Regions from separate parts of the Homo sapiens genome. Here region 1 is linked to region 2. A link is a loop called in an ENCODE intact Hi-C map of the cell type or tissue named here. Cell type or tissue: CD4-positive, alpha-beta T cell. All regions are shown on one strand.

The links. A loop is a pair of places that touch in the nucleus more often than their neighbours do. Peaks named below come from ENCODE experiments on the same cell type or tissue, not always from the same donor. Only the 100,000 strongest peaks of a DNase experiment are listed, where the experiment ranks them.
Region 1: it touches region 2 in a loop (8-fold over the local background); 3 of 110 quality-filtered maps call a loop at or near these places.

What each region holds. Positions count from the first base shown.
Region 1 is chr7:38,795,754-38,798,253 of GRCh38, reverse strand. It overlaps VPS41 (VPS41 subunit of HOPS complex), which reads left to right. Exons shown (of 29, transcript NM_014396.4): 8 at 1,390-1,509. Among named protein-coding and RNA genes, the nearest start is that of VPS41, 110 kb to the left of the region's middle. In CD4-positive, alpha-beta T cell, a CTCF peak has its summit at 1,180 (motif pointing left); a DNase peak (open chromatin) is centred at 1,153.
Region 2 is chr7:39,744,816-39,747,315 of GRCh38, reverse strand. The region is part of intron 1 of LINC00265 (long intergenic non-protein coding RNA 265); the gene reads right to left. Among named protein-coding and RNA genes, the nearest start is that of LINC00265, 12 kb to the right of the region's middle. In CD4-positive, alpha-beta T cell, CTCF peaks have their summits at 738 and 942 (motif pointing right); a DNase peak (open chromatin) is centred at 965.

The DNA.
Region 1 (2,500 bases), 950 kb after region 2:
CTTCTCTGTAGCAGGAACTGTATGCTCAGCCTTTCTCCCCCTTTCCTACATTTCTGGGGTCTGTTCTCTGTTTTCTGCAAATGGGAGGAAGAGGCTGAATCACAGTCTGGGGACACTCCCGAAGGCCTCTAACTGTGGGGGTAGGAAGGCATGGTAGTAGTGACTTCTGAATTGGAACCTGGGATAGGAGAGGACAGGGTGGGTTAGAAGGTCTCTGAGAATATATCTGATGGGAAGATGGGGCTAAGTATGGTCAGAAGAATCCCTGCCTCCAGTCTCCCTGTGGAAGTTGTGAAGTCACACAACTTCAAACTGTCGTAGCATTTTAAAGTAACTGTACTTTGCTTACTTGTGATGATGGACATCATATTTAATTTTAGGGATTTTATTTTGTGCTTCCTCTGCCTGTATTAGTCTATTGAGAAAGATATACAGGAAATACAAATAAAATGTGAATTTACTCTCTTTCCCCTGTTAACCTGTTTCCCCTGCCTCTTTTGGGGTGGGTAGAGGACATAAAATATACTAAGGTAGACTGAAATTGCTTGTAGTGGTAGGAATTTTAGTAATTCTGTTATGGAATCTGTTGTCAGCATTTGCTTTGAAAGGATAAACATGTGTTTCAGGATTGCATGCCTTAAGTTACATACTGTATAAATGTCTTTTCTTAAAGGATTTAAATGGAATATGTCAAGAAAAATATTTATTGTGTTCTTAATAATGTATGACTTCCTAGAATTACATCTTTATTAATCGTAGAGGTTTTTGACCAGTTATATTTTATATTAAAATTTATCCAGCAGGTTTTTTGAATGATAGAATCTTCCCGTTAAAATAAAGACCCTAGATACTATGAAATTTCTAAAGAAGCTTAATTCCAATTGTTTTTTTATTTTGTGACATGAATTACTGTTCAAAAGTCATTGTTCAATTATTTGAGTCAAATGAAAAACATAGACTGTTTCTATTACAGTTTAATCTGTGACTAATATCTTATTTTCAGTGAAAAACTTAAAAGAGGTTTTGATTTCCCAATTTACAAAATAAATTAGTTCCCGGACAATCATTTGAAGAACTTTTGCGATACAAATCTTTTGATTAACTAATGTGCATTATTTTCCATGAATCTTGGTGTTTTGGTGCCACCTTGTGGCTTGGCCTTGTAGTAACTTCAACACTCATCCATTTTAAACAACTTCCTGGGGAGAATATGATGTGCTAGGAATTCTTTCCAAGGTACAAATAACATACTACTGTAAGTCTACATTAAAGACGTCGAGAGTGACTTGTTTGTTATTTGGTCACGAGGATAGGTAAAACTAGTAAGTAAAGAACCTGATACATTATTTTCAGTTTCTAAGATTCTTTGTTTATGCTTTTTGTCCCTAGCTGCTACTGTTTGAACGGTCTTGGATGAACAGATGGAAGTCTGCTGTTCTGCATGAAGGGGAAGGGAACATAAGGAGTGTGAAGTGGAGAGGCCATCTGATTGCTTGGGCCAATAATATGGTAAAAAATATGCCTCTGTCTTCCTAATGCTTGTTCAGTGGCAGAAGAATGGCCAACTTGATAGGGCTGTAATGAAGGGAAAAGATGCCACTTGCTGTGGTGGTGATTTCTAAAGGGTGTAAGGACGATTGGTATCATACCTAGGAGGTTAAAGAAATTAGATTGCTTTTGGCTTTCATAATATAGTAATTCCCAACATATTCTGGAATCTATTTTAGAGTAAGAAACCTGAGGCATGGAGAGTAGCCAAGAAAATGAAAAGCTATCTTAATAATTGAAGGACTGCATTGGGAATGGGTCTTGAAAATATCATTTGCCTGTTGGCCAAAGGCAAGTAAGAGTTGATATGAAACAAGTGCAGAATATTGCTGATTTCTCTTTTACTCCCAGTATAATCATAGACAGAAGTATAGACCTGTCTGTAAGAAAGTGGATCGTAATTTTCAGTGCTGCATTTTAACTTAAAGTTTACTTGCTATGAATTGGGGCTAGTAGGAAGTTTTAAAAATGGTCTTTTTGACATCTGGCATATCTTTTGAAACATCAAGGTATAATTTAGTAAATCGGTTCTATTCAGTTTTAAATGGTAGAAATCTGCCTAGACTCTACCTTTTTATTCTGGACTTTTCTTACTTCTCCTGGGTCACGATGAAGGTAAAACAAAGCTGTGGTCTCTTGGTTCATTTTTAGTTAGCTGCTTGCCTGATGTTTTCATTTGAGAACTTTAAAATGTCAGATGTAGTTTTCTTTATATAGGTGGCTTTTCAGACTCAAAGCCTTTCTAAAAAACAAACTTCATTTTTCATGGTGGAACGATAAAATTAGAAATGTTACTTGTCTGTCAGTTTGGAAATGCAGCTATTGATGTTTGTACATTTCATGTTTCTGTTGGGTTTGAGTCACCCATGCCATCTAAGAAAATCTCCTTTGTCCAGAAAGAAGGGTGGAGGTTTCCTTGTGGTTTTAGTTCCCACAGGGTTTGTGTGGAGCA
Region 2 (2,500 bases):
GTTTTTAGAGACCGGGTCTCACTCTGTCACCCAGGCTGGAGTGCAGTGGTGTGATCATAGCTCACTGTAGCCTCCATGTCCTGTGCTCAAGTGATCCTCCCACTTCAGCCTCTCAAATAGCTGGGACCACAGGTGCTTGCCACCATGCCTGGCTAATTTTTTCTTTTTTGTGTGTGCGGAAACTGGGTCTTGCCCAGGCAGGTCTCAAGCTCCTGGCCTCCAATGATCCTCTTGCTTCACCCTCCCAAAGTGTTGGAATTACAGGCATGAGCCACCACATCTGGCCCAGAGGAGAATTATTTAAGGTTAGCACCTAGAGTTAAAAAAAATACACACATACACACACAGACACACACACACACACACACACACACACACACACACACACACGGCCCCAAAATGTTTTTGTTTATGTGAGATATATATGTTGATATTTACTGTATTAAAAATTAAAACTAAGGCCAGGCACAGTGGCTCATGCCTGTAATCTCAGCACTTTGGGAGGCTGAGGCAGGTGGATCACCTGAGATCAGGAGTTGGAGACCAGCCTGGCCAACATGCTGAAACCCCATCTCTATGAAAAACACACAAAAAAACTAGCTGGGCGTGGTGGTGCATGCTGGGAGGCGGAGGTTGCAGTGAGCTGAGATCACACCACTGCATTCTAGCCTGAGCAACCGAGGGAGACTCTGTCTCAAAAAAAAAAAAAATTAAATTAAAACTAAGAATTAAACGTATATATATTTATTAATTGTTGTTGTTTTTTAGAGAGTGGAATAGTAAAATCACAAGAAGTGAAGACATTTAAGGAGGCATCGAAACCCCTCAAATATAAGAGAATCACATTTCTTTCTGACATTGGAAAGGCTCTTTTTCTCAACACTTAATGTGGGGAGGATCTGATTAACACAACAGGAGAAAAAGAGTGAAAGAACTATGTTGCCAGGAGGTGGCGCCTGCATGCAGCTGGGAGCCAGGAGGAAAATGACGGGGCAGAGAGGCAGCCTTCCTGAGATGAGAGGTTCCCAAAGGATGCTGGCAGCAAGGAAACTTCAGGGCGAGGGCGGGGGATCTTCCTGGCCCAACAGCAGATCAGAAAACGGAAGAACAGCTTTTTTCCATCCCTCACTACCGCCCCAGCATAAGCAAGTGGTTTTCAAATTCCTTGGGGTGCACAAGAATCACTGAAGATGTGTTGAAAATGTAAATGTGATGATAGGGTCCACATCAAGATTTAGAGCTGCAAAGTCTGCATTCTAGGAAGCTTCCCAGAGGATCCTGTTGTACGTGTGGTCCTCAGACCACAGCCATAATTATTTTAGGAGAAATGAGCAAACTTTACAGCCCTAGGTTTGCATGTAAAAAAACTGACATCAAATCTCACCTCTCAGTTGACAAAGGGCTTTCACATCTAAGGTCTTATTTAAGATGCAGAATTACCCTTTTATACATGTGGCAACCGAGTAGCCTGAGCCAGCCCGCAACCAGAACCCTCAGCTTTCAAATCCAGTGCCCTTGCCTTAGCCCCAGGCAGCATCTCCAGGGCCCCTGGTCAACGAGGATACCCGGCTTGGATTACCTTGGTGGTTCTCAAAACATGGTCCCTGGACTAGAATCACCTGGAACTTGTTAAAGCATAATTTAGGGGGCCCCCTTCTAGACCTGCTGAATCAGAGACTCAGGGGTGGGCCCAGCATCTTGTGTTTAATAAGCCTGCCCAGTGATGCTGAAGATGTAGGCTGAAGTGCTGGGTTACCTTGGCCAGACCCTGGAACCTAAGTCATCCTCAGCATCCAGATCCTCGGGGCATACTGCCAAATGGAGCCAGCCGTTGGACAAATCATGGCGGGTGGAGGGGGGTGGAGGAGTGGACTAGGCAGGGCTTGTTTCTAAACCTTTCCCTGTGGTCAGGCATAAACCAGTGCCTTGGGGCCCATGTTTTCTGCTTCTCTGCCTGGACACACTGTGCCCATATTTCCACCCTGCCCCCCGGGAAATTGAACTGATATCAGATAAATGTGTATCTGACTCAGCCCCACCCCTTCTCTTCTGCAGGCCATATAGTTGCTGCTGACCTTCAGCTCCAACCCCTGCTCAGGTCTTGGCACAAACTGGCCCTAAGAGGGAGGGCTTGAAGGAGCACCAGCCCCACCCTTGGGGAAGTAACTCATCTTCCTCATCTGCCTGCCTGGGTCTCTGCTGCTGGCCAACACATGCTTCTAATAGTGGCTGTTTGGCTCTTGAAAGCTGAGAATTCCCTGCCCCCACTTAGAGGTACCTGATACCTTGTCTTGTCTGCAGAGCCAGGCTCACACATCTCCTTGGTGACATCTTTCCAATTATGCATCCCACCCTCTTTACAGGAAAAGTGAGCAAGTTCTTCCTTTGGGCTCCTGTGACACCTTCAGCTTACCTCACAGCATTCACCTCACTCTATTATAATTCTTTATTTACTCTCTGAAGTTCTTTTTGGATTCCTGGCCCCAGGCAGAGCTCAGTA